2 separate regions of the Homo sapiens genome follow, and region 2 is linked to region 1. Evidence: chromatin loops called from intact Hi-C (ENCODE). Cell type or tissue: A673. All regions are shown on one strand. Each heading gives the region's core, and the rest is flanking DNA. Links, peaks and the distances in the headings are about the cores only. Region 1 has its middle 46 kb from the start of KIFC3. Region 2 overlaps KATNB1 (katanin regulatory subunit B1).

What was found. Hi-C counts contacts between places; a loop is a spot of excess contacts. Peaks named below come from ENCODE experiments on the same cell type or tissue, not always from the same donor. Only the 100,000 strongest peaks of a DNase experiment are listed, where the experiment ranks them.
Region 2: it touches region 1 in a loop (3.0-fold over the local background); 4 of 110 quality-filtered maps call a loop at or near these places.

What each region holds. Positions count from the first base shown.
Region 1 is chr16:57,844,497-57,853,336 of GRCh38, forward strand. It overlaps a transcript of KIFC3 not described here. Among named protein-coding and RNA genes, the nearest start is that of KIFC3, 46 kb to the left of the region's middle. RefSeq lists enhancers at 1,267-2,150, 2,151-3,032. In A673, for the core only: CTCF peaks have their summits at 4,295 (motif pointing left) and 4,499; DNase peaks (open chromatin) are centred at 2,115, 2,655, 4,575, 6,475 and 3 weaker places; H3K4me3 peaks cover 1,997 bases; H3K27ac peaks cover 7,870 bases.
Region 2 is chr16:57,738,629-57,747,332 of GRCh38, forward strand. It overlaps KATNB1 (katanin regulatory subunit B1), which reads left to right. Exons shown (of 20, transcript NM_005886.3): 3 at 3,059-3,189; 4 at 5,766-5,883. Among named protein-coding and RNA genes, the nearest start is that of KATNB1, 7.2 kb to the left of the region's middle. RefSeq lists an enhancer at 5,061-5,561. In A673, for the core only: no CTCF peak of the experiment used is centred there; a DNase peak (open chromatin) is centred at 4,163; H3K27ac peaks cover 3,953 bases.

The DNA.
Region 1 (8,840 bases), core at 608-8,607:
CTGAAAGCCATAGCCTCGTGTCTCTGAGATCAGGATGCACCCTGGGGAGGGGGATTGGAGTTCAGCAAGAATATCTTTGTTGGAGGTGCTGGAGCTGCGCCAGTGCCAGCCGGGGGCCTCCTCCTGGCCTGTGCTGGGGTCTCTGTCCCACTCTCCCCACCGCCCCCTCCGCAGGCCCCAGGTGTTTGAACAGAGCCATACCAGGGCTGGAACTACAAACATGGTAGTCTGCAGCCCGTCTCGCTCTGACAGTCTATGGGAGCACAGTCTTCTATGCTGGAGCCCACAGCAGCCTGTGCCCTGGAATTTTCTGCTTGGTTCACCAATTCCTAGACAGACCCTGCAGCGGCTGTGGTGTTGAACAAGGCAGGCATTCAGTCATTAGTTCAGCAATTAAAAGGCTTAGAGGACAGGATCTTCAGCTTCCAGGAACTGACCCAGGTCACCAGCAAGGTTCTTGAAATGTTACCCTTTGGGTTCTTTAGCCAGTGCGTCTCCTCTGCAGCCCATATGGTCTTGAGAAGAATTAGAATTTTTATAGCAGGGAGACAAAAATTAAGTGACCTAGGCTCCTGATATCCAAGTGGGCATTCAAGATGTCCACGCTGGAACTTTGATTTTCATTCCCCACAAATCTGGTTTCTCCTTCAGCCTTCTCATCCCAGCTAATAGCAACTGCATCCTTTCAGTGACTCCGTGCAAACCCTGCAGGTGCAGCCTTCATGTTACAACTCCTGCCGGCTCTACCTTCAAATATTATCCAGAATCTGTCCACTTCTCACCACTGCCAGTGCCCCCACCATCCCTCCCTGGACTCTTGCGATAGTCCTTGACCAGCTGCAATCACCTCGCAACTCAGCGGCCTGACTGATCTTGTTAAAACTGAAGCCAATCACGTCACTCATCTGCTCAAAGCCGTCTGTGGCCCCCATATCGCTTCAAGTGAAAACCAAGGTTCTGCAGTGGCCCTCAAGCCCTCTCTGCTCCAAACCTCCTATCCCTCCCAACACCTTTGCTCTGCTCCTAAAATCTGCCAGACAGCCTCAGGGCCTTTGCGTGGGTTCTTCCACCTCGGACATTCTTTCCCCAAATATCCACAGGGCTCTCTCCCTCCCTCCACACCTGCTCAGGCAGGTGTTCCTCAAGGAGACTCTCCCTGATCTCCTTAGTTAAAATCACAACTCACTCCTCATCTTCCACCTCTGCCCCAAGCTCTTTGCACCCCTTACTCTGCTGTTGGATTGGTTGATTGGTTTTTGTTTTTTAGTCTTCGCACTTAACACCTTCCAACAGACAAAATGTTGATGTATTTTTGTGCCTGTTATTTATTCCCTGTTTTCCTCTGTGAGGGAGAGTCACCTCTGAGAGGTGAAGATCTTTTTCTACATTGTTTGCCAGTGTCTCCTGGGCACTGGTAGAGTTTAAACTTACAGAGGGTTCTTTAAGATTTGTGAAAGGAAGGGGCTGCCCCAGAGCTGTGGGGTTTTTGTCAAAACAAAGCTGAGAAAGAGAACAGAGGAAATGCATTTGACTTCCCTGCCCCTCAGGAGATGAGATGAGGGAAGAGTAGACAAGGTGAGGGGCCTGGAGACCCAACCCTTTCATGCCAAGACACTTATAAGCCTGTGCCCACTCCCTCCCCACCAGAGCAGGAAGAGGCTGGACCTCCAGGGGCTGGTGATGGCCTGGTGGAGGGAGAACTCCACCCCTCTCCCTGGGTGGGGCTGGGCAGTAGAGGACCACACCCCTGGGTCCTTTGCTGCCCAGAGAGCACTATGGGGCTCCTGGTTCCAGACCTAAAGCCAGGCCGGGAGAAGCAGACAAAGCCATGAGATACACATCTTTTCCCTACCTGTGGCCTCCCGGCTGCCTCCAACCTGGACACAGGGCTTTGCAGTCTTTCTAAATGAGAATCCTGATGGCTGAAGAAGGCGGATGGTGGAGGGTGACCTAACAGAAGAGGGCTTGCGGCAGACACTGGAATGCGATGTTCTGCTGGGAAACCCAGCCACCTGGGCGGAGATGCCTGGAAGGCGCTGTTCAGCCCAGCAGGTGCAAATTCTCATGTCAAACCCTTTAAGGAAGCTGCTCGCAGACAGCCCATCCTCCCTCCTTTCTCCCCCACTCCATCTGGTTGTTAACGAGAATGAGAAAAGCAGATTAGAAGTGTCACCCCTGCAGCTGGTTCAAGGCTGTACAACCGATCCACTTTCGTTTCATTCTGATAGGTACAATTTCTTTCCCAAACAAACACTCACGTATTGGGTTTTGAGAAACCTTCTACTTATATGAATTTCATGAGCTTGACTGTGACCTGGGATAAGTCTTTATGAGCAAAACAAAGAAATGACCTATAAAAAGAAGTGTGTTTTCCTTTGTGATTCTGTGGCATAAGAAATATATTTAGGCCTGGTGCAGTGGCCCAAGCCTGTAATCCCAACACTTCAGGAGGCCAAGGTGGGCAGACCACTTGAGGCCAGGATTTCGAGACCAGCCTAGCCAACAAGGTGAAACCCCATCTCTACTAAAAATGCAAAAATTAGCCACGTGTGCTGGCGAACACCTGTAATCTCAGCTACTCTGGGGGCTGAGGCATGAGAATCTCTTGAACACGGGAGGCGGGGGTTACAGTGAGCCAGATGGCACCACTGCATTCCAGCCTGAGGTGACAGAGCAATGAATCTGTGAAGGAAGGAGGGAAGGAAGGAAGGAAGGAAGGAAGGAAGGAAGGAAGGAAGGAAGGAAGGAAGGAAGGAAGGAAGGAAGGAAGGAAGGGAAGGGAGGGAGGGAGAGAGGGCGGGGAGGGAGGGAGGGAGGGAGAGGTGGCTCACACCTGTAATCCCAGCACTTTGGGAGGCTGAGGTGGAAGGCTTGCTTGAGCCCAGGAGTTCGAGACCAGCCTGGGCAACACAGTAAAAATCCTGTGTCTATAAACAATAAAAAGTAATTTTGAAAAAATTGTAGGACATGCAGCTGGTGTCACAGAGAATTTATTGGTGTGGGGAAGAAACAACACACATTTGGTGTTAGGAGTGTTCCATGGATAGAAAAAGATTAGAGATTCCACAAATTGATTCTGTCAATTTGTGGAATTGACACAAACACACAGGGCTGCCCAATTTTCTGTTATAAGCAGGGGAGGGGAGTCCTGAAAGAGATTTGCAGATGATATAAATGCGTAAGAGAACATTGAGACTTTTCTTTCCCTTTGGCCTTATTGTTCAAGAATATATTTTTAGATTAAGTCCAGATGCCAGATGAATTTGTGTGTGTGTGTGTGTGTGTGTGTGTGTGTGTGTGTGTGTGTGAGACCGAGTCTCACTCTGTTGCCCAGGCTGGAATGCAGTGGCACAATCTCAGCTCGCTGCAACCTCTGCCTCCGAGATTCAAGCAATTCTTGTGCCTCAGCCTCCCAAGTAGCTGGGGACACAGGCGCACCCCACCACATCTGGCTAATTTTTGTATTTTTGATAGAGATGGGGTTTCACCATGTTGGCCAGGTGTGTCTTGAAATCCTGACCTCAAGTGATCCACCTGCCGCAGCCTTCTAAAGTACTGGCATTACAGGCGTGGGCCACCATGCTTGGCCTGGATGCCAGAAGAGTTATTTGCAAAACAATTTTTAAATACTTTTAAATACTTTGTAAAGAAGCCAAAGTTTTATTGTTGTTATTTTCTGTCTAATGCCTTGAAGTTGCCATACATTTTGGAGATTCTATTAAAGCTATAAGCTCGTTTTGTTCAGATGAACATTCATTTGTTTTTATGATCAAGCAAACAGAGAGTGGTTTAACTGGCTTAAGAAGGACCACACAGAAAGCCGAAATTCAGGACCAGCATTGAGATGCCAGCATGGAGGCCCCGTGTGGTGGCTCATCCCAGAACTTTGGGAGGCCGAGGCAGGAGGATTGCTTGAGGTCAGGAGTTCCAGACCAGCCTGCACAGCATAGCCAGATCCCATCTCTACAAAAAATTCTAAAAATTAGCTGGGCGTTGTGGTGCATGCCTGTAGTCCTAGCTATTGGGAAGGCTGAATCCAGAGGATCCCTTGAGCCCATGAATTTGAGGCTGCAGTGAGCTGTGACTGAGCCACTGCCACTCCAGCCTGATAGACAGAATAAGACCTGTCTCAAAAAATTAAAATTAAAAGACGCCCATATGAAGCTAATCTCCGATTCTGTGTGCAGACTGCTAAAATGTCTCTCTTGCTAAAAGGAAGCCCTAAGAATGGCTACACAGGGTTTTTAACAAAAAGATTTAGCATGTCTTAGGACTTAATGCATGTGCCACCTTCAGGCAGCCATAACAAAAAACTAGAGGTTTTCTCTAAATAAATACATAAAAATAAGGAATTTAGATTCTCTGGCAACTGTGACCTTAAACTTTGTTTTCAAGGTGAAAAATATTCACATAAAATTAAGCTTTATGAGAACATTTCTATGATGATTTAATTTCTTCTCTCTTCCCCGGTTCCACTTAAACACTAATCCTAGAATCCTAAAACTGTTCTTCCTGTAGATGTCATGGTAAGTACCACACTTTTTCTGTGCTTTTCCATAAGCAGAGAACAATAGTAGCTGAGTGATCAGACAGTACAGAGATTAACAGAGGAGTTAGTAATAAGCTTTAGAGGTTTATATCTGTGGCTCTACTCGTCTAAATTTAAGCCTTTTTGGGGACAGAAACCCAGTTAACCAATTTAAGGCAACTACCATCACAGTTTCTTGATAATTGGTGATCTCAGTAGAAAGGGTACGTTGTAAATAAACAAAGCAATGAAACCCAGATTTCATTCATCAATGTATCCCCTACAGACCAGTTTAATGGAGATAAATTACCTTGTAGATAATGACAATGCAAACTTAACACACATCAGATCGATTGAGACAAACTGCTGTGTGTGTGTATCTGTGACGGCCTTTACTTTGTTATTACTGATTTAATTATTTTAAAACCCTTATTAAGTGCTCTGTGGGTTCATAGTGGCACTTCTCTAAAAATCTGAAAGTCAATATAGTCTTTTAAACTACAGAGTTGGTGCCCTTTGTCTTATGAAGGGAAGGAGAACGTAAACTCACTGCCTCTAGAAGATAGGGGTAGAGGTGTTTAGAAAATAGTTAATGGGGCCAGGTGTGGTGGCTGATGCCTGTAATTCCAGCACTTTGGGAGGCCGAGGCAGGCAGATCATCTGAGGTCTGGAGTTCAAGACCAGCCTGGCCAGCATGATAAAACCCCATCTCTACTAAAAATACAAAAATTAGCCGGGTGTGGTGGTGTGTGCCTGTAATCCCAGCTACTTGGGAGGCTGAGGCAGGAGAATCACTTGCACCTGGAATGTGGAGGTTGCAGTGAGCCGAGATCATGCCACTGCACTCCAGCCTGGGCAACAAGAGCAAAACTCCATCTCAACAACAACAAAAAATAGTTAATGGGCCGGGTGCAGAGGCTTCCACCTGTAATCCTAGTAATTTGGGAGGCTTGAGGGGAATCAGCCTCGAAAAGTAGGGGAATCACTTGAGGCCAGGAGTTTGAGGCTGTAGTGAGCTATAATCGTGCCATTACACTTCAGCCTGGGTGACAGAGCAAGACCCTTTCTCTAAAAAATAAATAGTAATAATAAAAGCCAGGTGTGGTGGCTCATGCCTATAATCTTAACACCTTGAGAGACTGAGGCGGGAGAATTGCTTGAGCCCAGAAGTTCCAGACCACCAGCCTGGGCAACATAGCGAGACCCTGTCTCTACAAAAAATTGAAAAATTAGCCGGGCATGGTGGCATGCACCTGTAGTCCCAGCTATTCAGGAGGCTGAGACAGGAGGATTGCTTGAGCCCAGGAATTTGAGGCTGCAGTGAGCCATGATTGAGCCACTGGACTCCAGCCTGGGGGAGAGAGTGAGACCCTGTCACACACAAACAAAATAATATAATACAATAATAATAATAATAAATAAAAATAAATTTTAAAAAGGGTTTTTTTTTTTTTTTTTTTTTTTTGAGATGGAGTCTCACTCACTCTTTTGCCCAGGCTGGAATGAAGTGGCCCTATCTCAGCTCACTAAAACCTCCATCCACCAGGTTCAAGCGATTCTCCTGCCTCAGCCTCCCAAATAGCTGGGATTACAGGCGCCTGCCACCATGCCCGGCTAATTTTTGTATTTTTAGTACAGATGGGGTCTTGCCATGTTGGCCAGGCTGGTCTCGAACTCCCGACCTCAGGTGACCCACCCGCCTCGGCCTCCCAAAGTGCTAGTATTACAGGAGTGAGCCGCTGTGCCCAGCCACAAAAATGGGTCTTTTTCATACATTGTACGGAGTTCTCCGCAGGCCCTTCCAGTGCTTCAGCTGTGGGAAGTTTTCCTGTGTTATTTCATTGATATTCTCTGCCCTTTCTTTGTTCTCTCTGGAATTCTTTGAAATTGCTGATTTGATTTCAACTTCTTTCCTTCCCTCCCTCCTTCCTTCCTTCCTTCCTTCCTTCCTTCCTTCCTTCCTTCCTTCCTTCCCTCCCTCCCTCCTTTCCTTCCTTCCTTTTCTTGACACGATCTTGCTTTGTTGCCCAGACTGGAGTGTAGTTGTGTGATCACCGCTCACTGCAGCCTCAAGCTCCTAGGCTCCAGGCATCCTCCCACCTCAGCCTCCTGAGTAGCCAGGATTACAGGAGTGTGTCACCACACCCGGCTAATGTTTTTTTAATGTTTTGTAGAGACGGGGGTCTCATTATGTTGCCCAGGCTGGTCTCAAACTCCTGGTCTCAAGTGATCCTCCTGCCTTGGCCTTCCAAAGTGTTAGGATGACCAGTGTGAGCCACCATGCATGGCCTATTATTTTTCATCTCTCTCTGTTTGTTCTAGTTCCTGGAAAATTTCCTCAACTTCATCTTCCAATCCACTTACTGATTTTTCCCCTCATATTAAAAACACATAGATTTTTCTTGTGTTTATTTTATTTTATTTTTCCTTATCCCTGGTAATATCTGGAGATTGTCTTGGTTTTGAATATTCATTTATTCAATAGCATTTCAAGAGTGTAATTGCCTCTTGTCTCTGGAACTATTATAATATTCGTTCGTTCATTCTTTTTTTTTTTTTTGAGGCAGAGTCTCGCTCTGTTGCCAAGGCTGGAGTGCAGTGGCACAATCCCGACTCACTGCAACCTCCGCCTTCCAGGTTCAAGTGATTCTCCTGCCTCAGCCTCCTGAGTAGCTGGGATTACAGGCCTGCACCACCACACCCGGCTAATTTTTGTTGTTGTTGTTGTTTTCGAGATGGTAGTCTCGCACTGTCGCCTGGGCTGGAGTGCAATGGTGCAATCTTGGCTCACTGCAACCTCTGCCTCCCAGGTTCACGCGATTCTCCTGCCTCAGCCTCCTGAGTAGCTGGGATTACAGGCATGTACCACCACACTGGCTAATTTTTTTGTATTTTTAGTAGAGATGGGGTTTCTCCATGTTGGCCAGGCTGGTCTCAAACCCCTGACCACAAGTGATCCTCTCTCCTCGGCCTCCCAAAATTCTGGGATTACAAGTGTGAGCCACCACACCCAGCTCATTCTTTCTTTTTTATTTCTTCCTTTCTTTCTTTCCCTAGATTGTCTATTTTCTTTGTCTCTTTTTTCCTGCTTATTTTATTTTGGTCTCACTTTTATGTTAGAGACAAACTGTGAGATTATCCTTGGCTTTCTGTTCATATTTAAGATGAGACACTAACAGTCAGTCGGACCTGTATGTGGGGGTGGAGCTTGTGACTGGAGGACTTTGCTGCAGGGTGATGGACCCGGGCCTTGGAGCACTCATTGGAGGGTCCTCATTGTCAGTTTTATTAGTTCCTTTCTCCAGAGCTGATTTGTTTCCCCAGAAGTGAATCACCCCACCTCCTGCCTCATCATCAGCTGTAACCCTGGCTGCCAATATTCTGAGACCTAAGAGAAGGCAGGAGGCCAGAGGTCTCAGTGTTCTGAGTGAGTTTCACATCATCCCTGGGTTTCGGGTGCGGTGCTTCCTCAGCTCTCACCTCTGGGCCAGGTGTTCCAAAATCCAGATTCCTTAACACCTTTCGTCTACTGTTTTTCCTCTTCTATTATCTTTATCCTTATGGATTTTTACTTTTTAAATCCTTTACAATCATTTCATTTGGGTTCAGGAAGGGATGGAAATGAATGCAAATATTCCGTCTTCAACTAGAAGTCCTATACATTAATATTTGACTTCAAGAGGTTTAGTTCAAAGCACATTTAGATTAGGAGTAAAAATTGTTCTGTAAGCTCCCGTGAGCCGTGAGCCAAACTAGGGGAGACTAAAGGAACCTATCTAGCGAAAAGATTCTATATTCCACTTAAAGGGATCGAATAGCAATTCTAAGTAGACTGTCAAAAGCTAAATATGTATATTGTAATTCCTAGAGCAATTTTAAAACTTTCCTTGTAGAATTTCTTTTTTGTATAGAAGACATAGAAATTTTTTTGTACAGAACTAAAATTAGTATGCTATAGTATATTTCTTTGTACAGAAGCACTATAGAAAGAAATATATACCTAGAAAATCCTGAAGACAAGGAAAAAATGTTAAAACAATTTTAAAATAAGAAATATAATCAAAACCCAATAGATAAATTAAAATGGTATACTAAAAGTATTCAAATAATCTGCCCGGGCGCGGTGGCTCACTCCTGTAATCCCAGCACTTTGGGAAGATGAGGTGGGCGGATCACCTGAGGTCAGGATTTTGAGACCAGCCTGGCCAACATGGTGAAACCCTGTCACTACTAAAAATACAAATATTAGCTGGGCATGGTGGTACATGCCTGTAGTCCCAGCTACCTGGACGGCTGGGGCAGGAGAATCACT
Region 2 (8,704 bases), core at 1-8,000, 110 kb before region 1:
CTTGTTTGTAAAGTGAGAGGTTTGGGCCATTTTCATGTTGTTCCCCAAAACTCTAGGGCTCTGGGAGAACCCTGTTATGGTTCCCCAAGGAAGGCACACTTTGGTCAGAGTGGCTTTGTAATTATTGGGATTACGTATTCATCCCTTCGACAGCTGGCCTTTCCCCAGAGCTAGGCACTGGGGAGCCACTGGGGGACAAAGTAGTCAAGGTCTCTGTACAGCGGGAGCTCAGAGCCTGGGGAGAGCAACAGGCAGGAACTGGATAACCGTATCCCTCTGTGTCTCCTCTAGTTGCAAGCTGGTGCCTGTGCTTTGAATCAGTTAGCTGGGGGGTAGGGGTAGGGGTGGGGTGGGAATGCTGCAGGCTGCATGAACAGCAAGTGCAAAGGCCCTGAGGCAGGAGGCTCAGTGTATTGGAAGGACTCAAGGGAGGCCATGGGCAGTGGCACAGCAGCAGGAGGAATGTGGGGCCGCACGGACCTACTGAGTTCTCAGGACCCCAGCCCTCCTGAGGCTGCCGTGCTTTATCATAAAGGCAAGGCCAAGCCATCAGTGTGTGCGAGCAGGAGGTAATGAGATCAGGCGTATTGGGCATCTGCTGCTGCTGCTGATTTCATGTGCACGGTGGTGTCCGTGGGAATCAACTCTGAAGAGCCCAGGGCCACGTGACCTCTGGCTCCTTGTGGCTCCAGGGTCTGGTGAGGATCAGAGGTGCGTGGCCCACATGAGGTCGTTGAAACCTAGTACTTTGTATCTTGCATTTGGGATGCTGATCCTCAGCCCCTCTGGCCACGCCGCACCATGTTCCCCAGCTTTGGCTGGATGTGGGGCCCAGGTTGTACTCCCAGAGCTTGGCCTGCCAGTAGACACTGAGGATTTTTATTTTTTATTTTTGGTATGAAAATCAAGTATTCGGCCTGGGCTGTTGGTTGCTGTCCAACAAGCCAGGATGAAGGAGGAGCTCTTGGGGTGGTGCCCCGTGCCTCCTTTGCAGGTGCCTGTGCTGTGTCCCTGCCCCTCTGCCCTCCCTCTGTGGGCTCCAGTCAGTCCCTGGTCAGGCTGCTTAGAGGGGAGTGATGTGGGCTCCTCCAGAAGGGCCCAACTTCTAAATCTTTCTCACTCCAAAGTCTGCGGTTTTGCCAGCTCAGTGTCCCGCCCCCACCACCATCTGATTATACTGGGGCATATTTCGTGCAAGGCCTAGAACAGGCACCCAGGAAATACTGATATTATGAATGAATGCCCCTGACTCCAGGGGCAGCAGTCCTGAGGCCCAGTGAGGTGGGGCCCAGCCAGACACTTTCCCTGGGAGGAGTGAGGGCCAGGGGACAGACAGAGCCCTCCAGGTAGGCCAGGGGGAGCGAGCAGTGCCTCCACGGAGAGGACACCAGGCTCGGGCACGGAATGCCAGGGAGAAGGTGCTTTGCCCTCTTTCTGGGTCAGGTGGAAACCTTGAACAGACACGTCTGTGGCTGGAATTCCTCAGGTTTCTGTCCCGACAGTGTCCAGAGGACAGAAGGCTCTCATCGAGACGGGACTAAAGTGGGGCCCAGCTCCCTGGGATCCCCATGGCGAACTCCCAGCGCCCTGGCCCAGGTTTGGGCCCACAGGGAACCCTCGCCCTTGCTGGCGCTGCTGCCTGTGCTGGCTCTGCCCCGACCGGCCCAGGAGGCAGGGTGTCATCAGTGAGATTCAGCCTGCGACTTGTCCCCTGGGTATTCCTGGTGGCCCCTTGGAGCCCAGGTTTCTGGCAAGCAGCTTCCCTGGGCCCAGTTTCCCAACCTCCTTGTGGTCTGAAGCCCGCAGCAGAGACACCCAGGCAGGGTGGAGTCGGAGCTGGGGTGCAGGAGGGGCCTCTGTGGAGCGCCGTGGCTCCAACACCCTTTTCCTTGGCGTCACCCACGCTGGCCTTCCGGGTGCCTCGGGGCGTCAGCACCTTGGGGTTTTCCCCTGGCCTGTGTGGGGAGAACTGTCTTTTTTCTCCCTTCTTTCCAGGAGGAGCTCATGCAGGGATGGGTTCTGAGGCCCGGGCCGCCTCTTGGTTCCCTGCCTGTGCTTTGCTCCCTGCGGAGTCCTCCGAGGCTCCTGTCTGCCATCTCCACGGACCAGGCCAGGGCCTTGGGCTGTCTGCACAGGCTCCTCCTCTGTGTGGTCAGCCCTCACCCCCACCCCAGCTGCTCAGTCTGTTGCCTCCTGCCCCCTCCTCATGAAGCCCACCCTCTGGTGCCCGCCCAGGCCCCCATGCCCACTCTCTCATGGTGACTAGCCCCGAGCCTGCCCAATGTCACGGAGCCCTCGCCTGCTACTAAGCAGCACGTAGGCGCGCTCTGAGGGAGTCCTCAGCATCAGGTGTGAGCAGACACCACGGGCATCCCCACTTTCCAGACGAGGAGCCAGGCCCTCAGAGGACAAGTGACCTAGTAGCCAAGGCCACGCAATAGCAGATCACAGACCTCAGACCAGAACCTGATCCGTGATTGTGAATCTGAGCCGAAGCCCTGTGCAGGCTTACCTGGGGGCAGCTTGTCTAGAGGTGACTTCGGTTGTTCTTAAAGTGTGTTCTCCAAAGCAGGGTTTGTATGTACACACAAGCAGCAGCTGAGAGGTGTGTAGGCAGTGCATGGGTCAATTTTTTTTATTTCAATAATTGTTTTTCTTTTTGTATCATAGAAAGAGTATCATGAGTATATCAAACTTGTAATTTCATGGACATTGCTTAAGCCCAAGCTAATAAAAATAGCAAGTCAATTTTAAAAATTGCGTATAACTAGTCAATATTACCAGGTGATATGCAGAAACAGGAAGAAAATCGTGAAGTCTAAAGGTAGGAAAGACAGGCATGATGAAAGTTGAGAAACAGTGATTTCCGTCTCAGGCCCATGCCCTGCCCTGTCTGCTGGTCCTGCAGCTCATGGTGGACACCAAAGGGGGAGCTGAAGGAGGCAGATCCTTCCACTGGGCTTCAGGTTCCAAAGCGGGTAGCCGAGCAGGGTCACCCCTCCTTCACAAGGCCCCATCGGGCCGCCCTGATGGCCTCTCCCTCTCCTTCCCTGTGTAGAAGAGATCGTCGCGCATGCCAGCAACGTGTCCTCACTGGTGCTGGGCAAAGCCTCCGGGCGGCTGCTGGCTACAGGCGGGGATGACTGCCGCGTCAACCTGTGGTCCATCAACAAGCCCAACTGCATCATGGTGAGCCCCGACAGCTGGCGGGGGGTCAGGACAAGGGCCTGGGGAGGGGACGGGGACAGGGGTTGGAGGCTGAAGAGTGAGCAGCTTCTCAGACTCTCTTGAGCCCAGGGCCCCCTATCCGCTGGGGCCCAGCTCAGGGGTGGAGGGGGCGTGGTGGGGACACCATCAGTGCTTCCCCCAGCTGTCTGCTCAGTGAGGCCCAGGACAGCCCAGCATGGCTGGGACAGTGGCCAGCCCTCAGGAGCGAGGGAGTCACCTGCCTGTGGTACTATTAAGAACTCCAGGCAGGCTGCGTGAGAAGATTAAAATAAGCCCTGGGCCTGTGGTTGAGCCAAAAGACTTGTACCCCTCCCCTCCCACCTGCCCATCTGCCTGCCTGGCAGCAACATGTGGGCGTTTATTTTAATTCATTCCCAGCCTTCATTCCCCAATGAGGATTTGAGGGGACCTGGCTGGAGCTGGTTAGGGAGCTAGTTCTTAAATAGCATCTCCCCACTATTTATGCAGCTATATGTTCAATGCTGGAAACTGTTTTCCAAATAGGAGTGCATAAAGGAGAAAACACAAAATTAACTACATATAGTTCCGTTATCCAAAGGCCACCACAGTTGGTGTTTTGGTGTGAGTCCTTCTAGATGCTGAGACAGATACATATACGTGTACATGCACGTAAGTGCACACTTGTACATGCATGTACACATGTATACACACAAATACTCATACAAGCACACACACATAAATAAAAATACACTGCCACTCTTGTGCAGCCTGGTTTTTAAAAATAACAATGTTGTAAGGATTTGCCTGTGTCAACAAGTATTCTTTTACAACATAATTTTGAATGGCTTAATGGTGTTCCATTGTAGGGATGAGCCGTAATTAGCTTAGCCACACCCTGTTATCAGCAGAGAGGTTGTTTCCGGCTTTTTTTGGCTCTGCTAAAGCACCCTGTGGTGAACATCCTCAGCCACCTAGATCCTTGAGCAGATCCGTGATCACTGCATTCAATCCAAGGGTGTGTGCTTTTGTTAAAGCTTTCAAAACAGATTGCCAAATTGCCCCCCAGAAATCATTTTACATTCTCACCAGCAGCATCGGAACCTGCCCTTTCCTCCCTGCCCCAACCCCCATCCCTTGCCAACCAGGGAGTATCATTGTTGTGACTCTTGGTGAAATAAAGATGAAGAGGAATAGGCCGGGCACAGTGGCTCACGCCTGTAATCCCAGCACTTTGGGAAGCTGAGGCGGGTGGATCACCTGAAGTCAGGAGTTTGAGACCGCCCTGGCCAACATGGTGAAATCCTGTCTCTACTAAAAACACAAAAATTAGCCGGGCGTGGTGGCAGGCACCTGTAGTCCCAGCTACTCAGGAGGCTGAGGCAGGAGAATCGCTTGAACCTGGGAGACGGAGGTTGCAGTAAGCCGAGATGGTGCCACTGCACTCCAGGCTGGGTGATAGAGCAAGATTCCATCTCAAAAGAAAAAGAAAAAGAATATGGCAAAGGATGAATTTCTTAGTAGAAACTTAATCACCTCAGTGTTTTTCTGAGATCCAGGGGGAGAACTGAGATCCACCCCAGCCTCAGCAAGGGTGCCAGGGGTCAGTAATGATGAATTGAATTGTTTTGTTTTACTTTGTTTCTAGGATTCAAATGTGTTTTCTACCCCCATGAAATGCCAAAGTAGTAGCATACACAAGTTGAAAAAGCATCACCAATGACTGACCAAAAATAGGACATGCCACGACCCCCAGAGAAACGGGGCCAACCGTCTGGGGCCTGGCCTGCAGGCTTGTTTTAGAACGCCAGGTGCAGCTGTCAGGCCCCAGCCGGCCTCACCCCGGGCCCCTGCCCTGGCTCACACACACCAGCCTCCCAGGCCTCGCAGTGCCTCCAGCCTGCCGGGGTCTCTCTCCCCTTGGGGTTTCTGTGCACGCTGTCCCCCTGCAGGCCGTCCACTTGGATTTATTTTTATTTTTGAGTATGGGATACACTTATTCTGTTCAACATCCAAAAGATAGAGGATCCACAGTGAAAAGTCTTCCACCCTCCTCCAACCGCCACAGCCCTCTCCTTTCCACGGGGATGGGCAGTCAGGGAGAGCCAGGGGTTCTAGAGGGGCGAGATGTGTGCCCAGGACTAGGCAGGCCTTGGTTCCGCTGTGGCTTACCTCGCTGAGGGGCTTGCCTGGGGCAGAGTGAAGATGGGAACAGAGCGGGGGCAGGGTTGCTTAACTTAGGGCTGAAGGGACAGCATCCCTTTATCTTGTCCAGTCGCTCCCCTCCAAGGGGCCCAGGGCCATTTCTGCAGGTGACGCCCATGTCAGAAGCACAGCAGGGAAGAGGGAGGTGGTGGGGGGATGATTGGGGTTTGGCCACTCTTAGCCCTGGGAGCTGAGGCCGAGAGGAGTAGGTGCTCAGAAAGGGCCTGCAGGAGGGCTAGGCTGTGGCCCCCATGGGGCTCCCCCTCCTGCCTTAGCCATTTCTTGCTGAAGCCTTTCCGGGGGACTTGGAATTCAGGGCGCAACTGCAGGGGTCTGTCCAGCAGTGCACGGAAGCTGCTGCTCTCTCTCCACAGAGCCTGACGGGCCACACATCCCCAGTGGAGAGCGTCCGCCTCAACACCCCCGAGGAGCTCATCGTGGCCGGCTCTCAGTCGGGCTCCATCCGTGTCTGGGACCTGGAAGCTGCCAAAAGTAGGCCTCCGAGCTTGCCTCCTGTGCACGCACACCTGCCTTAGTCTTCAGGCTCTGCAGTTGTACTGCTTCCTCCAGGAAGCCTGCCTGGACTACGTTGGCTGCTTTGCTCCTGGAGCACTAACCCGGCAGTGTGGCACCCACTCCACCCCCATTAGCCTGGCATTGACATGCACTGCTGCCTCGTGTGGGTGGGGGGATGTGCGGGTGTGTGTGTGTGTGTGTTTGGATGTATGTGTGTTTGGATGTGTGTGTCTGCGGGCACGTGTGTGTGTGTGTGTGTGTGTGTGTTTAGAACCTAGAGGGATGTCACATGCCGCCAGGGGCCCTGCAGGTCACATGAATGAGTGAGGTGGCTGCGTGGGACAGCCATGAAGAACCGGGGAGCTTGTACCCTGACTCCAGGTGGTCCCCACTCTGCCTTGGCTCCCTGGTGCCATTAGAGGCAGCCTGGAATGGCCAGATCTGTTTCCTTGTGCTCTGTTTTAATTTAGTTTTCATCTGTATAGAAGTTGTACATAGCCTAAAATTTAAAACCTCAAATACCAGTATTTCTACAATTAATTTCAATGGAAAGAGGAAACTTCTGCCCCACTCCTTCCCATTCTCCATGAGCCTAAACTTTCTGTGCTTTCGTCTGTGCTTTGCTGATCGCCTCCACCTTTCTAGACCACATGGTCATACCACAGTTTCTTTCTTTTCTTATTTAAAAAACACCGTGGCCAGGCGCAGTGGCTCACGCCTATAATCCCAGCACTTTGGGAGGCCAAGGCAGGCGGATCACCTGAGGTTGGGAGTTCGAGACCAGCCTGACCAACGTGGAGAAACCCCATCCTGAGGTTGGGAGTTCGAGACCAGCCTGACCAACGTGGAGAAACCCCATCTCTACTAAAAATACAAAATTAGCCGGGTGTGGTGGCACATGTCTGTAATCCCAGCTACTTGGGAGGCTGAGGCAGGAGAATCACCTGAACCCGGGAGGTGGGGGTTGTGGTGAGCCAAGATCGCACCATTGCACTATAGCCTGGGCAACAAGAGCGAAACTCCATCTCAAAAAAAAAAAAAAAAGTTAACACATTAGTTATTCTCTTCCTACTGTAAAGGATGAGAATTTAGCTCTCTCATGGCACCACTCCCAGCCCCATGGCTCGTGTTTCTCCTCCCACCCTCCCAGTAGCACCATTTCAATAGGTGGTGTTTATAATGTAAGGACGCATAAGTGTCATTTACCACTGACTATTTCTTTTTAATAACTTGGTTTCCCTGGAGTTAATAATAGTTCCTTTTTTTTTTTAATCTGTGTGTTTTCTATGTCCATATTACTCATTCATCCCCAAATTCTCTGCCAGAAGAGTAAAGCTCCTCCTGTTTCTTTGAAACCCATCCCATAATCCAGGCGCCTTTTCTCAGAGCCTCTCCTCTGGTCCTAGTGACCTGCAGCCCAGCTGTCATCCTGGGCCTCTGTGTCTCTTCTCTGGGGAATTCTCTCCATCTGTTGTTCCTGGTCCCACGCCGCAACCTTTCTTGGTTTTCTCCCTCTTTTTGATGGAGCACATTCTTTTGTAGCTTTCTGAGAAAATGTGCTGGGAAGGCATAGTTTTGGAGAACTTCCATGGCTGAAAATGACTTTCTGCTACCCCCATCATTTGCTTTTGTGTTTGTTTTATGAGTTTGAGTATAGAGTTCTATGTTGGCAATAAAATATCGCCCTCAGAATTTGGAAGGTGCAGCTTTTCTGCCTTTTAGGTTCTAGGTTGCTATTGGGAGGGGCCGGTGTTGTTCTGATCCCAGATCCTTCACAGGGGACTGGCTTCATTCCATGTTCTGTCTCTTCCTTCCTCTCTCTCTCTCTTTTCTTTCCTCTCTCTCTCTGTCTCTGCAGGCTTTTAGGGTCTTTGTCCCAGTGTTCTGGTGTGGTGAGCCTTGGGGTGGGTCTGCTTCCACCCTGTGCTAGGTCGTCACTGGTTTCATGCGGTTGTGGTCTGGAAACTCATGCCCTCAGTTCTGGGCTGAGCGGAGAGTCTCGCCCACTGCTCCTGTGCTGTGCCTCGGTGCCTTAGCAGGTGGTGCCAGCTCTACGGATTTTTCAAGAGAGGCTGGAAATCTGGAAATTCATGTGCCTTGGTGCCTTAGCAGGTGGTGCCAGCTCTACGGATTTTTCAAGAGAGGCTGGAAATCTGGAAATTCATGTGCCTTGGTGCCTTAGCAGGTGGTGCCAGCTCTACGGATTTTTCAAGAGAGGCTGGAAATCTGGAAATTCATGTGGAATCCACCCATTTAAAAATGTTGACAGCTCATTCAACATTTGTTTTAGAACACCATGCAGGCCAGCACTGTGAGGTCCAAATAAGACCCGTTTGCCTGATGCTTTTCTTTTCTTTTCTTTTTTTGAGACAGTGTCACTCTGTCACCCAGGCTGGAGTGCAGTGGTGTAATCTCAGCTCACTGCAACCTCTGTCTCCCAGGTTTAAGCGATTCTCCTGCCTCAGCCTCCTGAGTAGCTGAGACTACAGGCACGGACCACCATGTCCCGCTAATTTTTGTATTTTTAGTAGAGACGGGGTTTCTCCATGTTGGCCAGGCTGGTCTTGAACTCCTGACCTCAGGTGATCCGCCCACTTCAGCCTCCCAAAGTGCTGGGATTACAGGAATAAGCCACCATGCCTGGCCTGCCTGATGCTTTTTGATAGCCCTTGTTGGATCATCCCGCGTGCCAGGCAGGAGGCCACCTACCTGAAGCCCTGGAGAGGAAGCAGCAACGTGGATTTTGCCGAGGCTGCTTTTTCCAGAAGAGAGCCCCTCTGGCCTGGCTGAGACTTCA